Regions from separate parts of the Homo sapiens genome. Here region 1 is linked to region 2. Evidence: read pairs that join two places in POLR2A ChIA-PET (ENCODE). Cell type or tissue: Panc1. All regions are shown on one strand. Links, peaks and the distances in the headings refer to the core of each region. The heading gives the core; the rest is flanking DNA. Region 1 overlaps SPATS2 (spermatogenesis associated serine rich 2). Region 2 overlaps SPATS2 (spermatogenesis associated serine rich 2).

Region 1 (16,642 bases), core at 4,905-7,404, 51 kb after region 2:
TCTAACAGTCAGTGTTTTATACTATTACTCATGTTCACATTGCCTTTCTTATTTACCTTCAAAGTTTTTAAAAAAGAGGATGTCACACAATTGTTCTTTATTCCCTTGAAGCTACAAAGGAAGTCTGAGCTTAAATTAAGGCAGAAACAAATATGCTGAATATAAGTTTAAAGTTTTGATGGGTAAGCAACAAAACACTGGAACAAGGCTAACAGGCTAATGATATTTCACAAGTCTCTTCTGATTGCTCCTCAAGAAGATCATACACAACTAACTGTACTAGGTGGTTGGGACACACTCAAAAAAAGGTAACTGAAGGAGATGATCTTATGGCATGATTATCACTAGGCAGAATTTAAGAAGTCTTGCTAACAGATAAGAACCAGAAGGTACATGAGAAGCAAATGCAGTTGATTTACCAGCTGGTGAACTGCTCCTAAGTTATATTTTTCTTTCTCTGATCTCTATTATTGTTTTAATTTGTACCAAAACCACAAATATAATTTACAATTTAGTTTGGAATTTAACTTTTAGAGAAAATAATAGACTTAAAATGGTATATAAATAATGTAAATACTTCAGGTGGAAGTGAACAAAAGGCTCAAAACATTTCTAGCACTATCAATAAAACCAGTCTATTTCACATAGAAAAAAATTACTCCTAAAAATGAGAAATGGGGTCAGGAGTGGTGGCTCATGCCTGTAATTCCAGCACTTTGGGAGGCCAAGGCAGGAGGATCTCCTGAGGTCAGGAGTTCAAGACCAGCCTGGCCAACATGATGAAAACCCGTCTCTACTAAAAATACAAAAATTAGCTGGGCGTGGTGGTGGACGTCTGTAATCCCAGCTACTAGGGAGGCTGAGACAGGAGAATCACTTGAACCTGGGAGGTGGAGGTTGCAGTGAGCCAAGACTGTGCCATTACACCACTCCAGCCTGGGCAACAAAAGCAAAACTCCATCTCAAAAAAAAAAGGAGAAACAACTTGGTAGCCAGAATAAAATCTTGTCTTTGAGTTGTCAAAAAAGTACAGTTCAACCTTTTTGAATGAGATGAATGAAAAATCAAACATTTTTCAGGGAGAGAGTGTTGAGTTGCATGTTTTTTCCTTCTTTTTTTTTTGAGACAGAATCTCACTCTGTTGCCCAAGCTGGGGTGCAGTGGCGTGACCTTGGCTTACTATAACCTCTGCCTCCTGGGTTCAAGCAATTCTCCTGCCTCAGTCTCCCAAGCAGCTGGGATTACAGGCGTGCAGCACCACGCTCAGCTAATTTGTATTTTAACAGAGATGGGGTTTCACCATGTTGGCCAGGCTGGTCTTGAACTCCTGACCTCAAGTGATCTGCCCGCCTCAGCCTCCTAAAGTGCTGGAATTACAGATGTGAGCCACTGTGCCTGGCCCATATTTCTCAGCTGTGAAAAGTTTTATTTTACTTTGTTTTTTCTTTTTTTTTTTTTTTTTTTTTTAGAGACCCAGCCCATAGTGCAGTGACAGGATCACAGCTCACCGTGGCCTCAAACTCCCAGGCTTGAGTGATTCCCCTGCCTCAACCTCCCAAATATCTGGGACTACAGGCACACACCACCATGCCTGGCTTTTTTTTTTTTTTTTTTTTTTTTGAGACAGAGTCTCACTCTGTTGCCCAGGATGGAATGCAGTGGCGCAATTTCGGCTCACTGCAACCTCCGCCTCCTGGGTTCAAGTGATTCTCCTGCCTCAGCCTCTCAAGGAGCTGGGATTATAGGCGCCTGCCACCACGCCCAGCTAATTTTTGGTAGAGACTGGGTTTCACCATGTTGGCCAGGCTGGTCTCGAAGTCCTGACCTCAAGTGATCTGCCTGCCTCGGCCTTCCAAAGTGCTGGGATGGCAGGCGTGAACCACTGTGCCTGGCCATTAATTTATTTTATTTTTTTGTAGAGATGGGGTCTCACTGTGTTACTCAGGCTAGTTTCAAACTCCTGATCTCAAGTGATACATACTCCTGCCTCAGCCTCCCAGAGGTGCTGAGATTACAGGTGTAAGCCACTGTACCCAGCCTTATTTTACTTTGTAAAGATTTTTATTAAGTACTCCTTTATGTAAATCAAATGGTTACAGAACTTATAAAAGAAGAAAGAAGTGGACTTATGGTTACTTTCAAACACATCTATTAAAAATAATTATACCACATTACCACAGTTCTCAAAAGTTCTATAGCTCAGCAAAATTACGTAGCAAGAAAAAAAATTCTAGGCCCAGTGTGGCGGTTCACACCTGTAATCCCAGCACGTTGGGAGGTCGAGGCAGGTGGATCATGTGAGCCAAGGAGTTCGAGGCCAGCCTGGGTAACATGGTGAAACCACATCTCTACAAAAAATACAAAAATTAGCCAGGCATGATGACACGTATCTGTAGTCCCAGCTACTTGAGGGGGTGAGATGGGAGAATGGCCTGAGCCCCAGAGGCAGAGGTTGCAGTGTGCACAGATCACACCACTGCACTCCAGCCTTGGTGACGGAGGGAGACTCTGTCTCAAAAAAACAAAAACAAAAACAAAAACAAAAAAAAAGGCCGGGCACAGTGGTTCACGCCTGTAATCCCAGCACTTTGGGAGGTCGAGGCAGGCAGATAGCCTGAGGTCAGGAGTTTGAGACCAGCCTGGCCAACATGGTGAAACCCCGTCTCTACTAAAAATACAAAAATTAGCTGGGCATGGTGGTGGGCACCTGTAATCCCAGCTACTCAGGAGGCTGAGGCAGGAGAACTGCTTGAACCTGGGAGGTGGAGGTTGCAGTGAGCCAAGATCGTGCCACTGCACTCCAGCCTGGCAACAAAGCAAGACTCCATTTCAAAAAAAAAAAGAAAAAAAAAAACAAGAAAGAAAAGAAAAGAGTGAAAGAAAAAGAAGAAAGAAAGAGAAAAAGAAGAGAAGGAAAAGGAGAAGAGAAGAGAGAAAAGAAAAGAGAAAAAGAAAAGAAAGGAAAAGAAGAAAAGAAGGTCAGGTGTGGTGGCTCATGCCTGTAATCCCAGAACTTTGGGAGGCCGAGGCGGGTGGATCACGAGGTCAGGAGATCGAGACCATCCTGGCTAATACCGTGAAACCCCGTCTCTACTAAAAATACAAAAAATTAGCCGGGCGTGGTGGCAGGTGCCTGTAGTCCCAGCTACTCAGGAGGCTCAGGCAGGAGACCCAGCTACTCAGGAGGCTGAGGCAGGAGAATGGCATAGACCCAGGAGGCAGAGCTAGCAGTGAGCCAAGATCGCGCCACTGCACTGCACTCTAGCCTGGGCGACAGAGCGAGACTCCGTCTCAAAAAAAAAGAAAAAAAGAGTCTAGTGTACCATCCCCAGAGAGAGAGATGCAAAAAGATGTTTTAAATGTTCAAGATGATTCTGATATATAGTCAGATACAGGAGAAAAATATCATCTGACAAAATCAGGACTCCCAAAATATAAAACAAGTTATAATGGCTTGATCTCATCCTTCCCTAATCTCTAGAGTCTGTCTTCAGAGGAAATTAGGAACAATGTAAAGTGCATTAGCAATCTGTGGGAATCACAAACAAGCCCACTTCCAACCTTGAATTACTCCCCAAGTCTGCTTTCTTCTAACCAGTGCTAGACTCAGAGATCAGTCAGGAAAATATAAAGAGTTATACATATCTGGGACAGGCGCAGTGGCTCACGCCTATAATCCCAGCACTTTGGAAGGCCAAGGTGGGCGGATCACGAGGTCAGGATATCGAGACCATCCTGGCTAACACGGTGAAACCCCGTCTCTACTAAAAATACAAAAAAAAAAAAAAAAAAAATTAGCCAGGCATGGTGGTGTGGGCCTGTAGTCCCAGCTATCGGGAGGTTGAGGCAGGGGAAATCTCCTGAACCTGGGAGGCAGAGGCTGCAGTCAGCCGAGATTGTGCTGCTGCACTCCAGCCTGGATGACAGTGAGACTCCATCAAAAAAAAAAAAAAAAAAAAAAAAAACAAAGAACAAATTATTTAACAATAAACTTAAGAAAAATGCAAGAGTTGTACATTTAAATCTGTAAACCATTGCTGAGAGAAATTAAGATCTAAATAAATGCAGAGATATAGTAGTAAGTTCATGGACTGAAAGCTTCCATGTTGTTAAGATGATAATTCTACATGAACTGGCCTACTGATACAGTGCACTCTCTATCAGATTCCAAGCAGATATTCTTGTAAGAACTGACAATCTGATTCTAAATTTTGTATGTAAATGTAAAGAAACCAAAATAGCCCAAAAAATTCTGTGGGGAAAATCATTGGAGGATGTATCTTCCTTACTTATTAAACTATATTTACTATAAAGCCATACTAATCAATACAGTGTACTAGCATAAAGACAGACATATACATCAATGTAACAGAACAGAGTCCAGAAATAAATCTTCACATGGTCTACTGATTTTCAACAAAGGTGTCAGGGCAATTCAATGGAGGAAAGGATAGCCTCGTCAACAAAACGTGCTGTAACAACTGGATATCCATATGCAAAAAAGTAAACTTAGACTCTTATACCTCATATAAAAACTAACTCAGCCAGGCGGGGTGGCTCACACCTGTAATCCCAGCACTTTGGGAGGCTGAGGCATGAGGCAGGTGGATCACGAGGTCAGGAGTTTAAGATCAGCCTGGCCAAGATGGTGAAACCCTGTCTCTACTAAAAATACAAAAATTAGCCGGGCGTGGTGGTGGGCGCCTGTAATCCCAGCTACTCAGGAGGCTGAAGCAGAGAACTGCTTGAACCTGGGAGGCGGAGGTTGTAGTGAGCTGAGATTGCTCCACTGTACTCCAGCCTGGGTGACAGAGAGAGACTCCGTTTCAAAAAAACCCAAAAACCCAAAAAAACTAACTCAAACAGGATCACAGACTTTAAAATATATGAGATAAAACTATAAAACTTCTGGGAAAAAGTCTTTCTGACTTTGAGTTAGGCAGAGAATTCTCAGACACGATACCAAAACCCAATCCGTGATAGAAAAAAAAAAAAAAAGATAAATTGGGCTTCATCAAAATTTAAAACTTCTACTTTTTAAAAGACACCATTAAGAATTTTTTTTTGAGATGGAGTCTCACACTGTCACCCAGGCTGGAGTGCAATGGCGTGATCCTGGCTCACTGCAACCTCCGCCTCCCGGGTTCAAGTGATTCTCCTGCCTCAGCCTCCCAAGTAGCTGGGATTACACGCACCCGCCACCACACCCAGCTAATTTTTGTATTTTTAGTAGAGACAGGGTTTCGCCAGGTTGGCCAGGCTGGTCTTGAACTCCTGACCTCAGGTGATCCACCTGCCTTGGCCTCCCAAAGTGCTGGGATTATAGCTGTGAGCCACCGCGCCCGGCCCATTAAGAAAAGTAGAAGACAAGCCATGGAATGGGAGAATATACTTACAAATCATGTACCTGATAAAGAACTTGTATTCAGAATATACAAAGAACTCTTAGAATTCGATAATAAGACTCCAAAACTTTTAAATGGATCAAGAATTTGAACAGACATTTCACCAAAAAAAATATAAATGGCTAATAATCACATGAAAAGATGGTCAACATCATTAGTCATTAGGGAAGTACAAATCAAAACCACAATGAGATACCATTACACATCTATTAAGATAGCTATAATAATAAAAAAAAAAGACTGACCATACCGAGTGTTGGTGAGGATATGGAAAATATGAAATCCTGATACACTGCTGGTGGGATTGTAAAACTGTGTATCGCCACCTTGGAAAACAGTCTGGAAGTTTCTTACAAAGTTAAAGAAGTCCACTCCTAAGTACCTCCACAAGAGAAATGCAAACACATGTCCACATAAAGACTTGTAAGCAAATGTACATAATTGACAATCATTCATAACAGCACAAACTACAATCCAAAATGAATAGCAACTGTTAAATGGATAAATGTGTTATAACAAGACTACTTAGTAGTAAAAAGGAGCAAACTACTGACACATTCAACAATATGGAGGAACCTTAAAAACATTACACTAAGTGAAAAGAAGCCAGACATAATATCTATATTGTACTAATATGTGTATATGAAATTTCTAGAAAATGCAAAAATAAAGTGACAGAAGATCAATGTTTGCCTGTGGCTGGGGTAGGGAGCAGGAATTGATCACAAACAAGAGAATATTGGGGGATAAGGAAAAGAGGGTTTTGTTTCTGTTTTTTTAAGAGACATGGTCCCGCTCTGTCACCCAGGCTAGAGTGTAGTGATCATAGCTCACTGTAGCCTCAAATTCCTGGGCTCAAGTAATCCTCCCACCTCAGCCTCCCAAATAGCTGGGACTGTAACAGGCATGTGTCAGTATAATTGGCTAATTTTTTTATTTTTTGTAGAAACAGAGTCCTTTTTTTTTTTTTTTTTTTTAAGATGGAGTTTTGCTCTTGTTGCCCAGGCTGGAGTGCAATGGCACGATCTCGGCTCATCGCAACCTCCACCTCCCGGGTTCAAGCGATTCTCCTGCCTCAGCCTCCTGAGTAGCTGGGATTACAGGCATGCACCACCACACCCAGCTAATTTTTTTTTTTTTTTTTTTAAGCAGAGACAGGGTTTCTCCATGTTGGTTAGGCTAGTCTCGAACTCCCAACCTCAGATGATCTGCCCACCTTGTCCTCCCAAAGTGCTGGGATTACAGGCGTGAGCCACCACACCTGGCTAAGACAGAGTCTTACTATGTTGTCCAGGCTGATTTTGAACTCCTGGCTTCAAGCCATTCTCCTGCCTCAGCCTCCCTAAGTGCTGAGATTATAGGCTTTAGCTACCACACCCAGTCGGAAAGTGTTTTAAAACAAGATTTTGGTGATGGTGCACAACTCCATAAATTTACTAAAAATAATCAAATTATACACTTGGGCAAATTTTAAGGTATTTAAATTATACCTCAATAAAACTGTGTTTAAAAGGGCTTAGATGTTGCCACACTGTCAAATCACTATCAAAGAGTTCCTAAACACTCTTCATTTCTATATACTTCTCCAGTTCACAGACAGGAATAGGGTCTACAGCCCACACTCTAAGAAGCACAGCTCTGACTTCTGCTAGATATTGGCTAATAGGCTTGGAGTAATCAATAGTTTTAACTGAAACTGACTTAATTTAATTTAAGCTGTTCAAGTTTAACTCCACTAAGTATTTCATTAAATAAGGAATTTACAAGTATTACTGACAAAAGGAAAATATGAAAACATGGTCTATTGCTGAATAAAAACATAACTCATTACAAAATGAGAGCCTGTAAATGAAATACCACTAAGAACAATGACTACCATAGACCCTTCTTTTTAATGTAGTATAACCAAGTTGATAAAGTCAGTGTATTTACAGATTAGACTACTAAAACCCAAAGCAATGACACTTTAAACGTATAAATGAATAAATGAAATGTTGTAATATTTTATATGTCATGGGACCAAATATCAGACATGCAAATGAATTACATGCATAGATTTGTTTCAGAGAAAGTCCCAACAACACATAAGCTTTACTTTGTTTCCAACTAAGTGTAAATCTAGGCTAAGTTCAACCAAAACTGGTAAGCACTTAGTGTCTATGTTGTAGTCTATTTTTTTTTTTTTTTTTTTTGAGACAGAGTCTCTCTCTGTTGCCCAGGCTGGAGTGCAGTGGCATGATCTCTGCTCACTGCAAGCTCCGCCTCCTGGGTTCACACCATTCTCCTGCCTCAGCCTCCTGAGTAGCTGGGACTACAGGCACCCGCCACCACGCCCGGCTAATTTTTTTTTTTTTTGTATTTTTAGTAGAGACGGGGTTTCACTGTGTTAGCCAGCATGGTCTCAATCTCCTGACCTTGTGACCCACCCACCTCGGCCTCCCAAAGTGCTGGGATTATAGGCGTGAGCCACCAGACCCGGCCTATGTTGTAGTCTAAAATTTAAATTCTTTTATAGTTAATATTTAAATTCATTTTATAGTAATTAGAAAAAAGCAACTGATGGGGACAGGAGGCAGAGAAATTCTAGGCAGAAAAGGGTGGGTCACCGGTTAAAACGCCACCCTCAAGCCAAAATGCCTGAAACCTTGGCCCAATGTGAGAACTTATATCTCTGTTTTCCTGTTTGTTGCCTTTTCCTAAACCACCCATGGCCCCACCCTGCCCCATTCTGTGCCTATAAAGACCCCAGACTCAGCTGGCAGAGAGGAGAACTAGCTGGACGTCAGGATGTCGGAGAGAAGTGGGTTGACTTTAGAGGGACAGCTTGATGGTGTAACTTTGGAGAAAAAACTAGCTGGAGACAGCTGGACTTCAGGGAAAGATTATCTACCCGCACCCCACCAACCCCTTTTCAGCTCCCCTTCCTGCTAAAAGCCACTTTCATCAGCAATAAAATCTCCCGCATTTACCATCCTTCAATTCATTCGTGTGACCTCATTTTTCCTGGACACCAGACAAGAGCTCAGGAGCCACGAGTGCAGATACAAAAGGCTGTCACACTGGCCCTTTGCCCTTGCTGGCAGAGGGCAGCCACCCCACACACGGGGGGAAAGGGCCCACTGAGCTGTTAACACTTAAGCCGTCCACAAATGGCAGAGCCAGAAGAGCACTGTAACATGCCCTCTGGAGCTTCGGGGGTCACAGGCACCCCACAGCCTGGATGCTGCCACGGGGCCCACACAGAGTTCACCCCTGCTGGTACTGAAGCAGCCAGCCGGTTCCAGCACTCATGCCCTCCAGTTCCTTCCTTGTTCACTCGCGCTCTCCTTCCTGTGAGGAGTTGAGAGAGGCAGGCTGAGTAAAGGAGAGACTCCTGCAAAGGGGCCAGGGAAATATCCTGCTTCACAATGATACTTTTTTTCTACAGCTCTGGCAAAACACAGACATGAAATAAAGACTCTCTAGTTTTAAAAAGGTCAAAGTAATTTGCTGAAGTTAACTTTTTTTTTGGAAAAATTAAATGCTCAACTTTTCCAGAACCCTATTTTTACTATAGTATTTCTCATTTGCAGGGTGAAAACAGATGCTCAATGTTTCAAGCATAACTGGGAAAAAACAAACTGAATTATAACAACTAAGAAAAAACAAACTTGGGTTATTAAAAAAAACTTTTCCGTTGGTAAATTTCATTCCACAGAACAGTTCAGCTTTAGTAATCTAAGCATTCCTTAGAGCTCAGATTCTTCCTATAGATTTACTACACAATGAAGCTACAACTACAAATCTGGTTTATTTACTTTCTTATAAGGTTTTTGAATTATCAAGTCAAAATTAGGTTTAAAAGAATTTTCTTCATATTTAACATGTGAGACCTGGATCTATGAATAGCTTTGCTTTGAATTAAAGAACATTAACTTTGAACTGGAAATTAAATTGAATGAGGGGAAAACGCCAAGATATCTATGATCATTCTTTTAATCAATATATTCCAATTATGTACAATAGTTCTAGTGCTGTTGTTCACTTTGTCCCTTGAAATTTTTGCAGCTATTCTAGAAAAGTAGAAAAAGGTTTTACAAAGTCTTTGTTGTCCTTCCCTCCATTATAACTACCCTTCTATTTCCTGACTCTTTGCACCTTGTATTTCACTTTAGATAAGAAGCTAGAAGAACATTCCCGGAAGGAAAGCTAAAGAAGGAAACAAAACCCAGAAACATTTACTCTTGCTCCACTGCCTTTCTCTAGAAAAATGCCAACTCAAACAACATAGAATATCCTGCAGCAAGCTAGCCCTCTTAACACATCTCCCTAACATATGTTCAGTATTCAAAAATGCATCTTCAAGATTGTTAAGCATATTACAATTTGCTAAGTTTGTGTGAGTAGAAAAGCTATTGTTATATGAATTAATTCCCAGACTAGTAATACACAAAGCGATAATCTAATATCCATAAATACTTGTAAAACCATTCAAAACACATTAGAAGGACAGTTTTTAAATATACAGCTATAAATGGGGATCATTATAACTATGCTTTTAACAATTTATGCCCACATGTAATCTTACCCTTCTGGTTCTGTTTCCTGGACATTGTCGTTTCTTCGATCTCAAAAAATATACAAGAAAAGTATCCTTTTGCCTTGTCTGGGTTTTGAGTGTAGGTATCTCTGATTTAAAAGTGGGCAACGGAAGTGTGCAGTTGGAAGCAAAAAATACGAAATCCTGCTGTTCGAAATTCTGCTCACTAGCTGTTAATCTCCTTTCCTTTTCTTGTATCAACTTCTTGTCAGGAAGTATCATTGCAGACATTCATGTCTCCTTTTCCAGGGAGATTCTGGAGGGAAAAACACAAACACACATATACTATTACAGTAATGACTATCTGTACAAAATTTCTGAGATATCCACAAGGTTTCTTTTGTATTTCTGTATACAAAACTAGTTTTTAAGTACTATAGAAACAATGTAGCTGCTGAAAAGCAGAATTTTTCTTAAGAAAAGTTAATCTTAGAATCAGATTATCCTCTTAGTTTAGAAAGTATGTTCTCTTAGTCTTATTTTTTGTATCCATCTGAAATATCCCCATCTCTGCTTTGCAAACTAAAATGTTACACCTCTTACCACTCCCTAAGATCTTTCTTTTTTTTTGAGATGAAGTCTTGCTCTGTCACCAGGCTAGAGTGCAGTGGCATGATCTTGGCTCCTCATTGCAACCTCTGCCTCCCGGGTTCAAGTGATTCTCCTGCCTCAGCCTCCCGAGTAGCTGGGACTACAGGCGTGCACCACCACGCCCAGCTAATTTTTGTATTTTTAGTAGAGATGGGGTTTCACCATGTTGACCAGGATAGTCTCTATCTCTTTACCTCGTGATCCGCCTGCTTTGGCCTCCCAAAGTGCTGGGATTACAGGCATGAGCCATTTGATCTTCCCATCCAAATCAAGGGTCTATTCTCTTCCTCTAGAATTTCTTTTTTTGTTTGTTTGTTTGTTTTTTTGAGGCGGAGTTTCGCTCTTGTTGCCCAGGCTGAAGTGCAATGGTGTAATCTCAGCTCACTGCAAACTCCGCCTCCCAGGTTCAAGCGATTCTCCTGCCTCGGCCTCCCAAGTAGCTGGGATTACAGGCGCCTGCCACCACACCTGGCTAATTTTTTTTTTTTTTTTTTCAGTAGAGACAGGGTTTCACCATATTGGCCAGGCTAGTCTCTTGACCAGGCTGGTCTCGAACTCCTGACCTCGTGATCCGCCTGCCTCGGCCTCCCAAAGTGCTGGGATTACAGGTGTGAGCCTAGAATTTCTTATATCTAACCTCTCCTCAGGTTTCCCAGCTCAAATATAGCTATAAAAAATATGGGGGGGGGGGGGGACGTGAAATGAGAAACACACTCACTGTACAAACCCAAAGAATGGACTTAGAGGCACGAAGAACAGCAAACGTGAGACTTTTTAATAACGGTCTAGCCAGGTGCAGTGGCTCACGCCTGTAATCCCAGCACTTTGGAAGGCCAAGGCAGGCAGATCACCTGAGGTTGGGAGTTCAAGACCAGCCGGACCAACATGGAGAAACCCCGTCTCTACCAAAAATACAAAATTAGCTGGGCATAGTGGTGCATGCCTGTAATCTCAGCTACTCAGGAGGCTGAGGCAGGAGAATCACTTGAATCCAGGAGGCGGAGGTTGCCGTGAGCCAAGATCGCACCATTGCACTCCAGCCTGGGCAACAAGAGTGAAACCCCATCTCAAAAAATAAATAAATAATAAAATAAATAATAATAATAATAATGGTCTTGCAAGATCAGGTGTCTGGTGGGCAGGCACACCGGGACAGTCACAACAGGTAATTTATCTTCTAGCACACAAGTCCCTCCACCAGTTCCTCACTGGTTGAGTACTATGGGGTTACAATCTTCCTGGACATTGCCGAAGTTTTATTATCCCCCTTATAAGGTTATACCCCATCTCCTTCTCTGCTTAAATTTTGATTTCCCAATTACGAAACTTTCTTCCCTTTTATGGGCTGACCCCTCCTCTACATTCTATTCGCTTATTGTGACCTAGGTGCATGAGCTGTGCAGTTTGCTACATTTGCAGGCCAGCTGCCAGTACTTAGATTTATCATGCCTTGAAAACAAACCATTTAAAATGTTTTATCACATGAAAGGAGGGAAGTGCAAAGGAATTTTAACATGGAAAACTGAAACATCAAAATGAGATTAGTCCATATTGCAGGAAGCTCCTTTAAATTACAAAGATACAAATGCTGTTTTTCTATATTACTAAACATTTTAAAGATACATGCCCAAGATTTCTGGGTAAAGAAAGCATAAGTTCCTGCCAGCAGAGATGTGCTAACAATTAAAAAAAAAAAAAAAAACGAGATGGAATTTGCAACCTCCACCTCCCAGGTTCAACATTTCTTCCGCCTCAGGCTCCCGTGTAGCTGGAATTGTAGGCATGCACCACCATGCCCAGCTAATTTTTGTATTTTCAGTAGAGAGAGGGGTTCACCATGTTGGCCAGGCTGGTCTTGAACTCCTGACCTCAAGTAATCTGCCCGCCTTGGCCTCCCAAAGTGCTGAGATTACAGGCGTGAGCCACTGCTCCTGGCCAATATTTTTTTTTTCTTTTCCTTTTTCTGGAGACAGAGTCATGCTCTTGTTGCCTAGACTGGAGTGCAATGGCGCGATCTTGGCTCGCTGCAACCTTTGCCTCCTGGGTTCAAACGATTAACCTGTCTCAGCCTCCCAACGAGCTGGGACTACAGGCACCTGCCACCACACCCGACTAATTTTTGTATTTTTAGTAGAGACAGGGTTTCACCATGTTGGCCAGGCTGGTCCTGAACTCCTGACCTCCAGTGATCAGTCTGCCTCCGCCTCCTGAAGTGTGGGATTACAGGCATGAGCCACCATGCCTGGCTGAAAAATAATTTTTTTAAGCATTATAAGGATTATGGAACTCATACCTGGGCACCTGACTGGAAAAACATTTACAAAATGCAATGCAAGAAGGAAAGGAGAGTACACTTATATTAAATAATTTCCAATTTGAAAAGAGGAGACTGAAGAGTCAAGTAGGTAATTCTGCGAAAGTTTTAAAAAATATTCCATCAAGATTAAGAACCTCTACAAACCACAGTGGGACCTCAGGAAAAGCAGGGTGAGTATTTGAAACTTACCATCTTCCAGAACACTGAGCCAAGCTGTGAGAACCAGCCAAAGCCTATGGAAATATACAGAATATACCCCTGGATAGGGCACACTTAATAAGATTTTAGAAAAAAGAACAGAACTCAGATCTGCCAAAAACAACTGAACCCTTCAGTGGCAAGCTTCTCAACAGCACATGTCCTCAGGTTAAAGAAAACAGGATGAGGCCGGGCATGGTGGCTCACACCTGTAATCCCAGCACTTTGGGAGGCTGAAGCAGGTGGATTACCTGAGGTCAGGAGTTCTAGACCAGTCTGACCGGCATGGTGAAACCCCATCTCTACTAAAAATACAGAATTAGCTGGGCATGGTGGTGCATGCCTGTAATCCCAGCTACTCGGGAGGCTGAGGAAGGAGAATTGCTTGAACCCGGGAGGCGGAGGTTGCAGTGAGCTGAGATCACGCCACTGCATTCCAGCCTGGGCAACAAGAGCAAAACTCTGTGTCAAAAAAAAAAAAGAGGATGAAAGCAACAATCAACAACTAACCATAGTGGATGAGCAGGGGTGGGTCAGATAGGTCCCAAAGAAGTTTAGAAACATATCAAGGTTATTTCATCTATACTCTGTAGCTGCAAACAGAGCTATCCACATATAACATGAAGAAGATAAATAAAAATGACATAGCAGCTATCAAACCTACTATAAAAAAAGAGAAATACAATGAGAGAAGAAATTTCCATGCAACAGATGAAGAACCCAACCTGGAAAACAATATAAACCCTCAAACCAAAAGCAGATTCCTCCTTGAATACTTATTTGAATATTTCAAATAAGAATTTGAATTCAAGTTGAATTCAAAAAAAGCTATAAAATAAATGATAAAAATAGAAGGAAAGTAAATCAGATTGCAAAGTTAAAGAAAAACTGGAAAAAAATTATGGATCCAATAAGAAGTCAGAAATAGCAAGAAACAGAATAGACACAGATGAAAATAGAATGAATGCAATGAAGCAAACCTTTCAGAAGAAAAAACAGAGAAAACAATTATAATAGAAGATAACATTAGGGAACAAAAAATGATCCAATCTAAGAATAACTGGAATCAATACAAGGACTTAAAAATTATAGGACTCAATATAGGGAACAGAAAAATCATTTGCAGACAATAAACAGGAAATTTCCCTTTAAATAAAGACCTGAATCTGTTCATTCCCCACCACCTCCAATCCATCAGAAGAATCCCATGTGTTCTACCTTTAAAATACATCCAGAGCTGGACCACTTCTCACCACATCCACTGCTACTACCCTTGTCTAAATCACGAGAATCTCTCATCCTGAGTCTTCTACTCTGCCACTCTCGCTGCTATTTCACTATGGCTGCTATTAAAATTATAAGACAGATTATGTCCCACTTCTGCTGCTGAAAGCTCTCTGGCAGCTCCCCATTTCATTCAAAATAAAAGCCAGTCCTTACAGTGGCCTAAGTAGTCTTGTCTGTTCTGATGTCCTTCCTTTACCTTTACTCCACTGGAGCCACACTGGCCTCTTTATCATCCCTTTTACACTCTAGATATGCTCTCATCTTAGAGCTCTGAAGGTGTTCCCTCTGCCAGGAATGTTATTTCCCACAGTTATCTACATGGAATACTTCCTCAATCTCCTTCAGGTCTTTTTTCAAATGTTATCTTCTCTGTGGTTATTCACAAGAAACCTACTGAACCTATGGTAAGAACAGTGGCAGTCTATGGCTGCTCCCATCACATACCCCCAAGGTGACTGGGAAAGGTAGTTCTACCAAGGCAGGGAAAGCCATGAAAACCAGCAGCTTCACTGACAGAGGGGGCTGACTTGTGAAGCAAAGCACAGAAAAACCCCATACCCACAGGCAGGCAGTAACAGTTCGCTTTCTTGGTGGCAAACAAGCAAGACCAAGGGCTCAGCTAGCCTGAGGTTGCTGTCATGGTTGGTGCAAGCAAAAGAACAGGAGATTAGATAGAAATTTAAAAGGGAAATCCAGAAACAAGACTAAGGGACCTGGGCACCATGGCTCATGCCTGTAGTCCCAGCACTTTGGGAGGCCAAGGTGCGGGGACTGCTTTAGCCCAGGAGTTTGAGACCAGCTGGGCCAACATAGCAAGACTGTGTCTCTACAAAAAATACAAAAATTAGCTGGGCATGGTGGCATGTGCCTGTACTCCCAGCTACTTAGGCGGGTGAGGTGGGAGGATGGCTTGAGCCCAGGAGGTCGAGGCTGCAATGAGCCATGACTGTGCCACTGCACGCCAGCCTAAGCAACGGAATGAGACCCTGTCTCAAACAAACAAACATAACCTGGCAACAGAGTAAGATCCTACCTTGACAAAAAATAAAATTTAAAAATTAGCCAGGGATGGTAGCACACACCTGTAGTCCCAGCTACTCGGAAGGCTAAGGTGGGGGCACTGCTTGAGCCCGGGAAGCTGAGGCTGCAGAGGGCCATGACTGTGCCACTGAACTCTAGCCTCAGCAACAGAGCAAGATCCTGTGTCAGAAAACAGAGACTATAGGAGACCTTGGTAAATGTTCCACACATTCATGATGCAGATATTGGAGAAGGTCCAAACTATCCACACACCTCTGGCTGACCATAAGCGTACACATAGCAGCAGCAAAGACTCAAAAAGGCCCAGTGGAAATTAAAAATTATGAGCTTTGAAGGCAGTTCCCAACACACAAAGATCTACAGACAGAGGGTGCAAGCTTTACTGGCTCATGGTGTTTTAATACAACCTTTAACCAATCGCTAACTGACCAGAAGGATAATAGATACAGATGTAACTTCAGCAAGCCAGACTTTAAAATTTTTTTTAATTAAAAAAACAAAACCAAAAACGGTAAAAACTGAGCAGACCCTTTAGTTTATGAAATCGTATCAACGCTACAAAGGCAAGGGTAAAGGCTGTGTGCACTTTTGAAACTTTATGTGCAATTGATGGTGGTGCTGAGATATGAAAGGCTAGCATGAACGTGAAGAGGTAAGAGCACATGACAAAACTTGGTGGTGCAGAATGGACTGTTTTTTTTTTTTTTTTTTAAAGACAGAGCCTCACTCTGTCACCCAAGCTGGAGTGCAGCAGTGCGACCCTGGCTCACTGCAACTTCCACCTCCCAGGCTCAGATGATCCTCCCACCTCAGCCTCCTGAGTCACGGCTACAGGCGCATACCACCATGCCTGGCTAATTTTTTTATCTTTTGTAGAGACAGGGTTTCACCATGTTGCCCAGTCTGGTCTCTAACTCCTAGGCCGAAGCAATCCTCCTGCCTCAGCCTCCCAAAGTGCTGGGATGACAGGCATGAGCCACCACGCCTGATCCATAATGGATATTTTTAAACTTGGTGATATGTGTCTCTCAATCCTGAAGCTTTGGTGAGAGGGTATGCAGACAGCAATAACAGCAAATGATGTATGAATGTTTTTTGCATTCAAAGAACATCTACATCTGTTGAAAGACTTTAAGTGAGTTTTGTTCTTAGATAGCCCACATTAGTTGAATGTATTAAATGAACCAATACTTGCATTTCCCCTACCTCTTTGTCCACTGCTGT
Region 2 (16,642 bases), core at 7,058-9,557:
CTGAGTTCACGCCATTCTCCTGCCTCAGCCTCCCGATTAGCTGGGACTACAGGCACCCACCACCACTCCTGGCTAATTTTTTGTATTTTTTAGTAGAGATGGGGTTTCACCATGTTAGCCAGGATGGTCTCAATCTCCTGACCTCATGATTCACCTGCCTCAGCCTCCCAAAGTGCTGGGATTACAGGCATGAGCCACCGCGCCTGGCAATATTTCACTTTTATACTAGACAGAAAGAACAGAGAGGCTGAGTTCAGGGTTTGACAAACAGGTCACTAGAAACTCTCATCTCACAGGCACTCCCCTATCCTTTAATGCTTTATTTAAGGATCTATTATGTGCCAGACAAGACAAGTATTATTTTCTCCTATTTATTAATTTTTTTAGAGACACAGTCTTGCTCTGGTGCCCAGGTTGGAGTGCAGTGGCAATCATAGCTCACTGGAACCTCAAACTCCTGGCTCAAGCTATCTTCCCCCTCTCACCCACCCCCACCCCACCTCCTGAGTAGCTAGGACTACAAGCATGTGCCACCACACCTGGCTAATTTTTTCTTTTGAATTTTTTGAAGAGATGGAACCTCGCTATGTTGCCCAGGCTGGTCTTGAACTCCTGGGCTAAAGTGATCCTCTGGCCTCAGCCTTTCCAGTTGTTGGGATTATAGATGTGAGCCTCGGCGCGTGGCCTGTTATCTCCACTCTGGAGAGGAGTAAAATGAGGTTACTGTAGGGGCAGGGATTCAAACTTGATCTGACTGTAGGGCCCCATGCTCTTTATACCACATATCATGCACCTCTCAATATGGCATGAAAAAACAGTCTTTCACATTTAGGGAGCTGGCAAATACTTGTCCTCAGAGTTCAAAGTATCTGCACCCATGGACTTCATAAGCATCCTAGAGTTAGTTTTCATATAAACAAGCAAACAAGAGGCACTAATGAGGAATCAGTGGTGAAGACAATCAGCACGTCAGTCTCTAATTAATAATCACCACCTGTAGTGCCCAGACCCTCTCACCATCTCACCTTGTCCAAATGAATCAATGCTCTTCTTTAGGGTCTCTACATCACAGGTGAACCGGGCTACTCGTCCCAGATCCTCATCATATTTACGTTCACTAACAAAGTGCTGGAGAAAGGACAAAGAAAGGCCTCCAGGTTAGACAAACAACATCCATGGAATCTATAACTTGCTATACAGATTAAACAATCATTTTCAATTGTCTTTTTATTGCTTCAAAGTTTATTAAATGGCCATCACATGACCAACGCCAGGTGATCGAATAAATTCATTCATTTTCTCAAGAGCCCACAGATAAGTTTGTAAGTTTATGAAATGCTACATGATGGCTAAAGCCCATTAGATATAATCAAGAGAAACTACAGAGAAAGAAAAAAGGAGGAAGAATTTATAGTAGAGGGCCATCTTTCTACTGTTGGCTATTCTCCATGTCTTTCCATTTTATATAGAAACAGAGGCAGCAAAAATCTTTACAAGGTACTACAATGATACCATTTAGATAGATGGTTTGGTGTTAATAGGAACTTCCTTAGGAAACCTACTTCATCTCTTTATAATAAAGTAGGATTTCTTAGTCCTTGAAATAGGAACAATTTCTTGAGATGGAAAATCATTCATGTGAAAAGTCAACTTTGCAAATGAGAAGTTTATGCTGCAAGTAATTTAATCCTTTTAAGCAGACTGAGCTGAGAAGTAACCAACCCCTTGAGTCAAAAACTAACCATGCTATAAAAATCATGGGACTAGAAACATGTCAGGAATAAAGTGCTTCTGGGGGTCTATTTCATTAAACAATGTCTAAGGTAGACTGGAATCATTTTTTTTTTTTTCAGATGAAAAGGAGATAAAAAAGAGAAGTGAAAGGCCTAGATATAATTTGGAAGAACTGAACCCCTCAGAGCACTCCTCTTAACTGGGGGTGGGCTAATACCACTCTGCATCAGAATTCTCGGGAAGCAACCAGAAGCACTGAAAGGGAAAGGAGAGAGAAAAATGACCTTCCGGCCTTGAATTCCTAAAGTTTCAGAGTATGTTGTGGCTTAGGAAAGCACACGAACCTCTTGTTACAAAGCCTTCAGACATGTAATATCAGTCTGAGATTAATTCTGAAACAAATTCTAGGGTTTGTTGAGTCAAAGACATAATAGGAATGACGGAAATAAAATGATCTGGAAATAAGACATTTAAATTGCACAGCACCCACTTCAGTACACTGAAAAAGTGGAGAGAAACAGATCCTTAGTCAGCCTGCAGAAATATTTCTAGCAGCTTTTCAGCCACGTGGGAAGAGGAACAGATGAAGCCTGTGAGAGCCAGCATTCTCATCTAATTGCAAAGGGGTTTCCGGCTTCTCCCCGAGAGTTGAATGAGACTGACTGGCATCAATGTGAGGAGGCCTTTCTATAAAATTTAATCATATAGTTTTAGTTAAACAGAAAACAGTAACTGAACATTTGCATGGTTTGGCTAGTTCACCCCAATAGAATTAAAGGGGAGGCAGTGAGAGAACAACACCACTCCACAGGTCTAACACTGGGTCAGACGATAGTAAGGATCCCTGTAAGGTCCTGGATGATCTTCCACCTCTGTTTTTATTTTAGAGAGACTGTTGTACAGCCTCTGCAGCAAGTGTTCTCTCAGTGTGACAATAAATCTTATGTGTTCAGAAAGAGAAGAGGTAAAGGGCACAGGTGTGGAGAAGGCCAACTCCCTTTGTTACAGCTTGCAGTTTATAAGCAATTATTTAGAATGCCAATGACCACAACCATCCGTGAATATCCCAATTTCCCTCAGGTTCACATGCTTAGTCTCAGAAACACTGTTCTTTATATAAGAATTTGGCCAGGCGTGGTGGCTCATGCCTGTAATCCCAGCACTTTGGGAGGCCAAGATGAGTGCATCACTTGGGGTCAGGGGTTCGAGACCAGCCTGGCCAACATGGTGAAACCCTGTCTCTACTAAAAATACAAAAATTAGCAGGGCGTGGTGACACATGCCTGTAATTCCAGCTATTTGGGAGGCTGAGGCACGAGAATCGCTTGAACCCAGGAGGTAAAGGTTGCAGTGAGTGGCGACAGCGCCACTGCACTCCAGCCTGGATGACAGAGCGAGACTCAAAAAAAAAAAAAAATTAAAAAGGTATAAATGTTGAACCCAAGTAATTGTTATAAATAGATTATAACAAACATCTCAAAGATAATTTTTCTCTATAAAATCAGAATTGGTCAACCAACTATTTACAGAAGACCAAGTACATGCCAAGGTGCTGTGCTAGGCACTTGGAGAGACAGGAGCTCCTGCCTGCCACTGTGAAGTTCACTATCTAGTGGGGAAGACAAAGTAACCAATGCACATAAAGTCATAACTACGCTCTGAAACCACAGAATGAGGAGATATGATGGGGAAGTCAGGAAGGATGAGGAGGTCAAGGGTGGTAACTGGGCCGGGCGCGGTGGCTCACACCTGTAATCCCAGCACTTTGAGAGGCCGAGGCGGGTAGATCACCTGAGGTCAGGAGTTCAAGACCAGCCTGGCCAACATCATGAAACCCCATCTCTACTAAAAGGATAAAAATTAGCCGCTGGGCGTGGTGGCTCATGCCCGTAATCCTAGCACTTTGGGAGGCTGAGGCAGGCAGATCACCTGAGGTTGAGAGTTTGAGACCAGCCTGACCAACATGGAGAAACCCCATCTCTACTAAAAATAAAAAAATTAGCTGGGCATGGTGGCGCATGCCTATAATCCTAGCTACTTGGGAGGCTGAGGCAGGAGAAGCGCTTGAACCGGGGAGGCGGAGGTTGCGGTGAGCTGAGATTGCGCTATTGCACTCCAGCCTGGGCAACAAGAGCGAAACTCCGAATCAAAAAAAAAAAAAAATTAGCCAGGCGTGGTGGCAGGCGCCTGTAATCCCAGCTACTCGGGAGGCTGGAGCAGGAGAATTGCTTGCACCTAGGAGGTGGAGGATGCAGTGAACCGAGATGGCACGCCATTGCACTCCAGCCTGGGTGACAGAGCGAGACTTTGTCTCAAAAAAAAAAAAAAAATAGTGGTAACTGTAGTTGGAGGCAGGGAGAAGAGCATTTGGACAGATGGAAAAGCAGGTGTGTCTGTGGAGTGTAGAAGCCTCCAGCCTCTGCTTGAGGGCAGAGGACCGGGGGGATGGTATGAACTGAGGGTAATGGCAGAGCAAGACTGCACAGTCCTTCAGACCGGATTAAGGATTATAGTATTCATCCTAAAAGCAACAGAAAGTTTGAAGCAGACTGCTGTAGTGTGGGGAACATACATGGAGGGTGGGGCGGGTGGGGCAGAGACAGAATGGATGAACAGAACCAGTTAAGAGGCTCTTACAGAAGTCCAGGCAAGAGATGGTGGTAACCTGATCATAATGGTGGTGGTGGAGATGAAGAGATAAGGTCAGATCTGAGATTTAGTCAAATGGATGGAGTGTGCTGACAGATTTAAGGTGGGAAATGGAGAAATTTCCTAAGGTTTCCAGCTGGGACAACTGGGTAGATGATAATACCACTTACAGAGAAAGGGACTTGGAAGAGGGCCAGGTTTGGGAAAGGAAGATCATGAGTTTAATATATTAGATATGGCCATGAATTATGAAAATTTCTTACTTTAGCCCCTGAGGATAAGAAGAAAGGCAGAAAGCAGAAAGAAGTTTTACCTTGATATCAGCTCTGAGCTCAACCAATTGCTGCTCTGACATTTGAACAGCCACATGAGTCATCTTCTTTAGAAGTTCAGCCTTCTTTTGTCGGCTGAGCAAAATTTCCACTGTAGAGGAAAAGTGAGTGTGAACCTTATGTTGCTGCTAAATAGGATAAAGAAGAACTAGAAATATAAGCCTTGCAGTAGGTATTTGGTCAGCCAAAGGCTTAGCTGCCTATCCACCCAGAAAATGAAAATATCAAAAGTCTGGTCTCTACCTTCCATTGGGTCTCTGAAGGCAGTTAAGTGGTAAATATTTTTTATAAATCACAAACACTCATAAATCATTGTTATTTCTCCTTCCAGTCAAAAAAATTTTATCAAGATGCATATAAATTAAAAAGGAAATATGTACACATAATAAAAAATATTCATCTAGAGTAAGTTGGGTATAAAATGAAAAGAGCATCTCTCTTATTTCTGATTTTGTGGTCTCCTCTCCAGGGGAAACGACTGTTCACCATTTCTTACGTACACATCCAAATATTGTGTATGTACATACAACATGCATACATATGTAGCTCTCTTTTTTCCCTTCTCACAAATGGAAGTATATCATACACATGGTCTTTCTTTTACCTTAGCTATTTTTACTTAATATATCTTTAAATTTATTCCCTATTAATACATCTGGATCACCTTCATTCTGTTTAACAGCCACCCAGTATGTGGATATACCACAATTATTTACCGAGTTCCCTAGTGATGGGTATTTAGATTGTTACACCCTTTTAAGAACCACCTTCTCTGGCATGCTTTCTGATATATAACTTGGATATGGTCATGGCAGAGAACATACAATAAAAATCTCCCAGAGAGACAGGGGCTACAGTGGAAACAAAACCAAAGAAATCCTCCCAGGAAGCAGATAAACCACCCAACGAATGTTCTCTACTACCAGGGAAGGGACTCTGCTATTCCTTCCCATCCAGCAAGATTTGATCATTGCTTTTCCAAGTGGGAATTTTTACTATAATTATCCTTTTCTTTCTCCAACTATGTAATATGGGAGAAGGGGGCATTTAGCCTTTCTTTTAATTTATGAGACCCCATCCTTGGAAGATCTGAAATCACTCTGAAGACCTGGCCTTTCAGCTGAATATTAACTAACTAGATGAGACTTTGGAGGTATTGCTATTGAGGAGGTGGTGAACATATTCTCATTTTGGAAAAAAGAGGGATACTGGGTAGTGGAGGACTGTAGCAAAGACCATTAGCTGATGGAACACAGTCTTTCCAACTACATTCAGGAACATTCAGGGCTATCAGAAATCCAATGTTGTTGGGTACCAACATAATTGGGTAAAAAAAAAATCTATATTTTCTGGCTTTGCTACAGATGAAACGGCCATGTGATATAGTTTCCCCATTGAGATATAAGCAGAACTCAAAGGGCAGGCTTTACAGGAAAGCGTTTTAAGGGAGTCTTAGCATGTAACGTTTTACTCCTTCTCGACTGGAGCCTAGGGAGTTGTCTTTTGACCATAAGCATACTCTCAGAATGGCTGGGCAGAAGAACAGAAGATCCTGGGTCCCTAATGTCATCTGGGAAATGTCCTGCCAGCCCTGGGTTGCTTACCTCTGTACTTTTCATTTTCTGAGAAAAAAGGACACTCACATTTATTTAGGCCACTCTGTTCCATGTAGTCAAACTCAATCCCTAACTGATATACATAGAATCCTGTAACACACTGAGGAATTAGCCAAATTCACGTCAGAAAAAAACAGAAGTTTTAAAGAGTTACACCAGGTATTACAGAGAGCTGGATGTATTTAGCAAGTTTACTCAGCCCAACTGCCACAGAGATGCACACATGGGCTGCCTAGACCCAAGTCACACTAATCAATCAGGGCCCACTTTCTCAGGAGTCAGGAGCATGCCTACAAAAGTTTCTTAACGCCAAAGCCCAACAGTTACAAATGATCTATTGGTTTAGGTCCCAAGATAAAACCTATTTGCCATTTGTATCAACTTCAGTTTCTCTCAGCTCTAGCATTCAGTGATTCTATGACAAAATTATAGCTCTCAAAATGGCAAAAATGAGGTGAATAAAAAGCTTTCTACACGTAACAGATAACTCATAGGACCTAATTATACAACACTGGAAAAGATTGAAATACTACAAACCTATCAGTTACTTAATAAAATTATAATATGTAAAAAACAAAAAGCAACTCTTGATAGCACTGGTAAATGAGTAATTACTCTTGATAGCATTGGTAAATGAGTAATATCATTGAGAACCAGGATTTTCAGGGAGAAAAGAGCTAAAGATATAAAACTGATGAAGTTAAGTAAAACTTTGAGCTCTGAATTTGATAAAATAAGATTGGCCACAAATTGATAATTGGTTGAAGCTGAGTGATGGGAATTTGTTACATTAGCCTCGCTATCTGAAATTTTCTTTTCTTTTCTTTTTTTTTTTTTAGTTTTGAGATGGAGTCTTGCTCTGTCGCTAGGCTGGAGTGCAGTGGCGCAATCTCGGCTCACTGCAACCTCTGCCCCCTGGGTTCAAGTGATTCTCCTGCCTCAGCCTCCCGAGTAGCTGGGACTACAGGCGCATGCCACCATGCCCAGCTAATTTTTGTATTTTTAGTAGAGACAGGGTTTCACCATGTTGGCCAGGATGGTCTTGATCTCTTGACCTCGTGATCAGCCCGCCTCGGCCTCCCAGAGTGCTGGGATTACAGGCGTGACCCACTGCACCCGGCCAAAATTTTCTATTAATATAAAAGATGTATTAATATTCTTAAAAGCACCTTCTTTTTTTTTAATTTCAAGACAGGGTCTTGCTCTATCGCCCAGGCTGGAGTACAGTGGTGCAATCACAGCTCACTGCAGCCTCGACCTCCTGGGCTCAAGTGATCCTTCCACCTCAGCCTCTCAACTAACTAGGACTACATGTAGCACATGACCCCATGCCTGATTTATATATATATATATATATATATATATATATATATATATATATTTTTTTTTTTTTTTTTTTTTTTTTTTTTGAGATGGAGTCTTGCTCTGTTGCCAGGCTGGAGTGCAGTGGCGCAATCTCGGCTCACTGCAACCTCTGCCCCCTGGGTTCAAGTGATTCTCCTGCCTCAGCCTCCCGAGTAGCTGGGACTACAGGCGTGTGCCACCATGCCCAGCTAATTTTTGTATTTTTAGTAGAGACGGGGTTTTATCATGTTGGCCAGGATGGCCTCGATCTCCTGACCTCGTGATCTGCCCGCCTCAGCCTCCCAAAGTGCTGGAATTACAGGCATGAGCCACTGCGCCCAGCCTTATTTCTTATTTTTTGTAGAGACGAGGTTTCACTATGTTGCCTAGGCTGGTCTCAAACTCCTGGGCTCAGGTGATCCGCCCAAAGTGCTGGGATTATATGCGTGAGCCACCACGCCTGGCCTAAAAGGACCTTCTTCTCAAAACTAAGAAATATGTCTTCTTAGTGGTTTTAGTTTATCTGCATTTCCATTTTCAAAAAGAGAATATACAGATAAAATAATGGACTGAAATGTCAAATTTAGAAACTCAAAATATATTGCTCAATGTAATGAAATCTCACCTCTGAAAAACAGTGGAAGGCATCTCTGCTACATTCTCAAATTTTCAAGTTAAAATGGACCAAAGCTGAAGTCATTTCAGTGCTTCAAAGCTGCATCCTCTGGCCCGTGACCACACACACAAGTGATTTAACTGTGAGTCATGATCTCGACCTAGCCCAGCATTTCTATTCTTACCAGTTTGGGGGTGGGTTAAAATAAACAACTTTCCTAATAATTAATCTGGCGTTCAATGCAGGAAGATAAAACCTGCCACCGAAATGCCTCAAATCAATGCCATTGTACAAGTTGCAGTTGGTATTCCCTTGTCTTCGTGTAGCTGTGTATGTTTAACCTAACACTTAACAGAAATGATCAAAAAATAGGTATCTGTTTTTTCTGTACAAAACCCCACAAATCACCAAAGTTAGACTTCATTCCTCCAGAATCTATTTTAGTAAGCTTTCAAGAAACCTGGTATCTTGAACCCTCAATTCTCTAACTTTTCCCCTACCCATTGATAACAGACACTGAGTGAAGACTGTTCTATAAACTGAGAAAACAAAGAAAGTTCTGAGATAGGTAATGATAGGAGTATACACATACAATCGTAGGCAACCTAATGAAGTCTTCTCTGATTATGCTAAAGGTTTTTTTCCAAGTAGAAAAAATCCCAGTGGAATTGCTTAAACACTAGAGGAAGAAACAAAATAAAATAAAAACCTGGTGGCAGATACCGTGATGCAGTCTCTTATACACTGAACTCTGCATTCAAAATATTAAGATTTGGAAATATTTTTAAAACAGGCTCTTTAAAGTTATTTCACCTGAAAGGATTCATATGCCAGTACAGTGCAACTGCTTAAGATTATTTAAATATATAAACTCTTATTATGGTATTTATATGGAACTTTTGTTATAAGGGTTGGGAAGTAGGTACCTACTATTTATGAAGGTAATAGCTTTAATTAAAGATCAATCATCTTACTTGCTTCAGCTTTCACTTTGTCCATTTCAGCAAGCAACGCCACTTCTCGATCCATTAAACTAGGAAAAGATGACAAAGGAATAAAAAGTTTGATCAGAAACTCAAATACAAAATTAGCACATTATTAATAGTAAAGAAAGACCAGTGAGTTTGTTTGCTAAAAGCATACTAAAAAATAATATTGTATGGATCACATACAAATTCTGATGTCTTACTCTCAACAAAGAATATTTTAAGATTTTCCCATAAATAAAATAAATAGACCCAATTCCCTTTTATATTGCAATATTGGTACATTGCAGCAGTACACCAATTGTAGACGTCTAAGAGTTGAGAACCAGCAGATGGCAGTAGCAAGCTACAAAACACATTTTTTAGTAAGCTGTGCTAAAGCAAAAGTCCGTGTGGAAATTACTTACTTAACCATGTATGTACTCACATACTTTTTTTTTTTTTTTTGAGACGGAGTCTCGCTGTCTCCTAGGCTGGAGTGCAGTGGCGCGATCTTGGCTCACTGCAAGCTCCGCCTTCCGGGTTCACGCCATTCTCCTGCCTCAGCCTCCCGAGTAGCTTGGACTACAGGCGCCCGCCACCACGCTCGTCTATTTTTTTTGTATTTTTAGTAGAGATGGGGTTTCACCGTGTCAGCCAGAATGGTCTCGATCTCCTGACCTCGTGATCCGCCCGCCTCGGCCTCCCAAAGTGCTGGGATTACAGGTGTGAGCCACCGCGCCCGGCCTGTACTCATACTTTTTATATTTATATTTTGGTCTATAAAATTTGATGGCCTTGCATCTAATTAATTTTTACCAAGCAATATCCCCACTAGGGCATAGTAAATTTATCCATGATTAGGACTTGTATGTCTTCAACAGCTGACCATGGTTGCACCAAGTCCACTTACATTTTAGTACTTAGAATGCAAAGTAGTCAAAAGATAGACATATAGTGTGCTAGTTTCTGAGAAACACATAATAGTAACTAGGAAGGATGGAATTACAGATTTCTGGTAGGCTTTTTACAGAAAAAGAACATTAAATAGGCAATTAGAATTTTTTCCACTGCAAATATAAATGGTTTATAGGCACATAAAGCTTTTCCATGTTGTTATAAAAGAGCCCACAGCCTTCAATGTATAAGGAGACAGTAGTACCCTAGTATTCAACCTCTGGATGAAAATAATTTTCCTTACCATATCGGTTTTGCTTTGTGGTGGCAAAAAGAAAAAAAAATCTAGAATGTTAATACTTGCACAAACATGCAATGTTCCAACTTTCTTCAAATTTGGAGTTCATTCTGATTTCTCCTTTTGAAGGGGAATATAACTACAGGGTAAATAAAAGTTCCACTCTTGTTTCTGGTTGTAATCACACTCAAACACACACACACACACACACACACACTCTTTCTCTCTCGCTCTAATTCAATTTAGCTCAATACATAGTTATGTTAGCACAAAGTAGTTAATGTGGAGACTATAGTGTGAGACATACAAAAATGTCTAAGGCAGGGTCATTTCCTCAAGGAGCAAATCTTTTATAGGGAAGTGCCAGAGAACATAGGTTTGATAATCGTTACGCATGATGTTAATAAACAGACTTGTAACTAAACAAATTTGGTTGACATATTAATCCAAAAGCATCAAACTGGAGAGAAGATACAATTATTGTGGGGTAGCAATACTTTGCTAAGAAAGCATTTCCCAAACCTTGGCAATATTTTGCTCCAAGAACTCTAGCAGCATTGGAATACCTAAAAGACAAAACAAAAGCACAACTGAGACAGGAGCTGCCAGGCCTACAGTTTGACATTACCTCTCTTATGTTGCCAAATCACCTTAAGATGCAGACGCTGTGTCCATCAGATGACAAATCCTTTTTCTCTGACAAAGCTTGTAAAATATTTATTAAAAGACTACAGCAAACAAGTAAGCCTTTTGCAGCTTACAATCTATTATGAGAAGTAGAATGTCAGATGACACTTTTAGCAAGGTCTGCATCAACACAATCAGGCTTTTTTGTGGAAATTTGTGCTAGTACATTCTGATAGCATTTTTTTTTCCCTGTGAGAATCACTAGTGTTCATTTAAATAAACTTTGTTTTTGATTAACTCGGTGATCACAAGAAATTCATAGGACTGTGCATGGACAACCATATAACCCCTCCATTAAAAAAAAACTAGCTTATAATATATCCAGCTACCATGTACCCACAAAAATTAAAATTAAAATACATATATTAGCTTATGTTTTCATGCCAAAAAACAATGAAAAGCAGTAAGAACTTCTGTTTCTTTTTGTTTGTTGTTTGTCATGTTGCCATCTATTGATAACATCTAGTGAAAAGTCCTATGATGTCAGCCCAGGGTTAAACAAGAGAATCTACTAGTTAACTGATGCTGATATATTTCTCAGAGAAAAGGTTGATCAGCACTTATAATTCTCCATTAAAATTTTTACATCTTTAAAATACAAAAATGAATGTCAAAATTTAATAGTAAATTTCTTATTAAAAGCACATCAAAAAAGTAAATTATATAATGGCATTATAGTTGTATAGAAGAATGACCTATTTTTAGGTTATTTATGCTAAAGCATTTAGGGGTGACATGTCATCTACATCTGCAAATTCCAAATGGTTCCACCAAAATATTATACACACACACAGCAAATACACTGTCATTATACCATCCTTTCAACTTTTCTATATATCTGAAAGTTTTAATAATAAAAAGTTAGTGAAATGTTGGCATCACAAAATAAATGGAGAAGGTGGGACAAGTTCAAAGTGGAAAGTAGGTTAGGTGTAAGGATAACAACATAGGCATTTTTTACAATTAAAAACAATAATCTATTGTAACACAACTTTTAACACAGAAACTTAAGCTAAAGTTTTCCATCTGTTTCTGAGCTAAACAATGGTTCCAGTATGTATGTGTGGCCAAGAGGTTCAAAAGTACCTGTGGTGTGAGGTAATGGTTTTTAGATGCCAGAAAGGCAAGCAATGAGTCCTCCCAGAGAGTGATGAAAGGCTCATTCAGACTCTCTATTACCTTGCTCACTCCAATACCTCAGGGTACTAAGCTTCTCTCAAGGCTTTCTTGAATGGAAATATGCCATAATAAGCACCAAGCATCTGGCAGACTAGATTCTAAAACTGCTAATGAAATTCAGCTAAATATTGCTGGGAACCTGTTTGGAACAACACTAGTTCTTATTAAGCCTGGGCCTTATTCAGTGTTGAGAATTTCCATATCCTTTCTTCAATCATGAAAGATAGATTTGGATGACTGCTTCCTGCTACTAAAGAAAAAGACTGGTAACTAAATGTTCTATATTTCCTTCCTTCCTTTTCAGGACTTCCTTACCATGTTCACATTTGCTCGACTTATTCTATAAGATGTGTTTTTTTTTTTTCTTTTTTTTGAGATGGAGTCTCGCTCTGGAGTACAATAGCATGATGTTGGCTCATGGCAATCTCTGCCTCCTGGGTTCAAGTGATTCTCCTGCCTCAGCCTCCCAAGTAGCTGGGACTATGGGCACGTGGCACCACGCCCAGCTAATTTTTCTATTTTTAGCAGAGATGGGGTTTTGGTATGTTGCCAGGCTGGTCTCAAACTCCTGGCTTCAAGTGATCTGCCTGCCTGGGATTACAGGCATGAGCCACTGCACCCACCCAATTTATCCTAAAGCTTTTGCATAATTTAGTTGCTCAGAATAGCTGTTACTGAAGCATCCCCATTGATATCTCTAACACAAATTGTGTCTATCATTTGAAGCAAGTCCTCTAATTAATATACAGATATCTAACATGCAGTTAGAGATTCTAGCTCTTGCCTTCAATAATTCATTGGTACCAAAAAATTGTTAATTATTTGTTTATAACTGTTGCATTGGAAAAATAATATTAAAATGGAAACACAACTCTTGACAATTCCACAGGTCAATTATTTCAAGGGATAATAGTCAAAACCATTCAATAATACTGTCAGAAAACATTTGTACACAATTTTATTTGCTCAAAACTTAGAATCTTTTTTTTTTTTTTTTTTGAGACAGGGTCTCACTGTCGCCCAGGCTGGAGTACAGTGGCACCATCAAGACTCACTGCCAACCTCCGCCTCCTGGGCTCAAGCAATCCTCCCGCCTCAGCCCTCTAAGTAGCTGGGACTACAGGCACGAGCTACCATGCCCAGCTAATTTTTTACATTTTTTGTAGAGATGGGGGTTTCACCATGTTGCCCAGGCTGGTCTCAAACTCCTGAGCTCAAGCGATCCATCCACATCAGCCTCCCAAAGTACTAGGATTACAGGCATGAACCGCTGTACCTGGACGATTTTTTTTTTTTTTTAAGACAGGGTCTTGCTCTGTCACCCAGGCTGGAATGCAGTGGTGTAATCATAGCTCACTGCATCCTTGACCTCCTGGGCTCAAGCAATCCTCCTGCTCAGCTTCCTGAGTAGCTAGGATTAAAGGTGTGTGCTACCACACTTGGCTAATTTAAAAAAAAAAAAAAATTATAGAGGCGGGGGTCTCACTATGTTGTCCAGGCTGGTCTTGAGCTCCTGGTTTCAACTGATTCTCTCGCCTTGGCCTCCCAAAGTGCTGGGATTATAGGTATGAGCCACCATAAATGGCCTTAAAACCTATTCATTCTAATTCCACTAACCAACCAAGCAAAAATTCAAGCAAAGCCAATGCAGACGCCTTTTTTTCTTTGAAGACGGTTTCCTCTTTCCATATAAAATAACCAAAAAAGAGAATTGCCAATAGTTTTTTTCCTTCCCTTTTTTTTTTTTTTTTGAGACTTGCTCTGTTGCCCAGGCTGGAGTGCAGTGACGTGATCTTGGCTCACTGCAACGTCTACCTCCAGGGTTCAAGCGATTCTCGTGCCTCAGCCTCCCGAGTAGCTGGGATTACAGGTGTGCACCACTCATGCCTGGCTAATTTTTGTATTTTCAGTAGAGACAGGTTTCACCATGTTGCCAAGGCTGGTCTTGAACTCCTGACCTCAAGCAATCCACCCACCTCAGCCTCCCCAAAAGGTCAGGTGCAGTGGCTCACGCCTATAATCACAGCACTCTGGGAGGCCGAGGCCGGAGGATCACTTGAGGCCAGGAGTTCAAGATGATGCCTGGCCAATATGATGAAACCCTGTCTCTACTAGAAGTACAAAAATGTGGCGTGCGCCTGTAATCCCAATTGCATGGGAGACTCAGGCAGGAGAATCGCTTGAACCCAGGAGGCAGGGGTTGCAGTGAGCCGAGATCATGCCACTGCACTCCAGCCTTGGTGACAGAGCGAGACTCTGTCTCAAAAAAAAAAAAAAAAAAAAAAAAAGAAGTTAGAACGTGAACATAAGCCACGGTTCTCATGTGACAGGCTTTCAATGGAGTAACCTTTCTTTCCTTTTCCAATAGTCAAAAGCACCTCAGTTATAAGCTAATCCAGGAGATCATGTGACTCAATGATGATATTTTATAATCTGTTTAAGGAAAAAGAACCAGTAACAATCTGTATTGCTAAGGAGTATGTTGTTCAAGTTTTTTTGAGACAGAGTCTCACTCTGTTGCCCAGGCCAGAGTGCAGTGGCATGATCTCGGCTCACTGCAACCTTTGCGTCCCCGGTTCAAGCAATTTTCCTGTCTCAGCCTCCCAAGTAGTGGGGACTACAGGTGCACGCCACCACGCCTGGCTAATTTTTGTATTTTTAGGAGAAATGGGGTTTCACCTTGTTGGTCAGGCTGGTTTCAAACTCCTGACCTCAGATGATCCACCCGCCTTGGCCTCCCAAAGTGCTGAGATTACAGGCGTGAGCTACTGCACCTGGCCTCAAGTTTTTAGTTGGCTACAGAAAAAAAAAAAAAAGGCTGAGCCAGGGCCAGGCACTGTGGCTCATGCCTGCTATCCCAGCACTTGGGGAAGTCGAGGCAGGAGGATCACTTGAGCCCAGGAGGTCAAGACCAGACTGGGTAACAAAGTGGGATCTTGTCTCTCCAAAAACATAAAAATTAAAATAAAACAAAATAAAAATGGCTGGGGTGTTAAGCCCCCTTAGTGAGTGGCTGACCAGATCCTCATTTGAAACTGTGATTTTGGCTGGGCATGGTGGCTCATGCCTGTAATCCCAGTACTTTGGGAGGCCAAGGCAGGCGGATCAGGCGGATCACCTGAGGTCAGGAGTTTGCGACCAGCCTGGCCAACATGGTGAAACTCTGTCTCTACTAAAAATACAAAAATTAGCCGGGTGTAGTGGCACACGCCTGTAATCCCAGCTACTCGGGAGGGTGAGGCAGGAGAATCGCTTGAACCCGGGAGGCAGAGGTAGCAGTGAACCGATATTGCGCCACTACATTCTGGCCTGGGAGACAGAACGAGACTCAGTCTAAAAAAAAAAAGAAACTGGAATTATGACACCAATGTCTAAAAGCTCCAGAAACCAAAAAAGATGAAAACGTGTGGTGTAGGAAGGTAAACACTGCAGAATAAAACAAACAGGAATACCTGGTAAGACAGAAAACAAAAGAATGGTGTAGTGGAAAAGTATCTTTGGGTAAAATATTTTTGTGCCCATCTTTCTCACCTATAACATGAACGTAATACCACAAGTGATAATGTTATATAGATTAGAAGCACTGTACATAAAAGTTTCTGACATACAATAAAAGCTTAGTAATTGAGCTCAGTAAATAGCGGCAGCAATTATTATTTTAATTCTTGTATTCATCTTGATTTCTCAGTTTCAGCAGAATATCTCTTTAGTAAAATGCAATCGTATTAACCGGTAAATCATTATACATTCCAGATTCATTGTACAGAAATTATTAAATAAACATGTACGCACACTAACACAGTGTAGGCAGTTATGAAGTGATGAATCAAACTAATTTTAAGTGAAAAGATCACATTGAAATTACACTCTCACTGCGATTACAACTATTCAAGAATATGTATGAATATACATAAGGAACACAAGGGAACGCAGGAAATAAAAATTACTTATGTGTTAAGGTGGTAGAATTTTGAGTTTTACTTATATCTAATAAAACGATTATAATTATGGGCAATATAGTAAAAGTAAGAGGGAATAATGAAATCTTTAAAAAAAGGAAAAACAAAATTCAGATCCCTCCATCAAATGCTCTCATTATACCTCAGCCTCTGACTTCATCCCTCGCTACTTTCACTATTGCCCCATAGCAACAGCTAGACTGTGTGTGGTCCCTACGTGTCCCTTCTATGCCTCTGCTCATATCTCTGAAATGCAGTGGTCCACCCCAACCTTTCCGCCAGTGTAAATACCATGCTTTTTACATAGCTTGATAATGATTCATTTCCCCAAAGAAATATTTTCTAATTAACCCCACCCCACAGTGG

Evidence for each region. Peaks named below come from ENCODE experiments on the same cell type or tissue, not always from the same donor. Only the 100,000 strongest peaks of a DNase experiment are listed, where the experiment ranks them.
Region 1: POLR2A ChIA-PET joins it to region 2 with 5 read pairs; 9 of 35 experiments call an interaction of 5 or more read pairs at or near these places.

The regions. Positions count from the first base shown.
Region 1 is chr12:49,454,368-49,471,009 of GRCh38, reverse strand. SPATS2 (spermatogenesis associated serine rich 2) reads right to left here. Exons shown (of 14, transcript NM_023071.4): 3 at 9,973-10,240. The coding sequence starts at 9,997. Among named protein-coding and RNA genes, the nearest start is that of KCNH3, 76 kb to the left of the region's middle. In Panc1, for the core only: no CTCF peak of the experiment used is centred there; no DNase peak of the experiment used is centred there.
Region 2 is chr12:49,507,237-49,523,878 of GRCh38, reverse strand. It overlaps SPATS2 (spermatogenesis associated serine rich 2), which reads right to left. Exons shown (of 14, transcript NM_023071.4): 10 at 9,266-9,324; 11 at 4,697-4,806; 12 at 1,026-1,128. Among named protein-coding and RNA genes, the nearest start is that of KCNH3, 23 kb to the left of the region's middle. RefSeq lists a silencer at 9,874-10,052. In Panc1, for the core only: a CTCF peak has its summit at 9,400; a DNase peak (open chromatin) is centred at 8,438.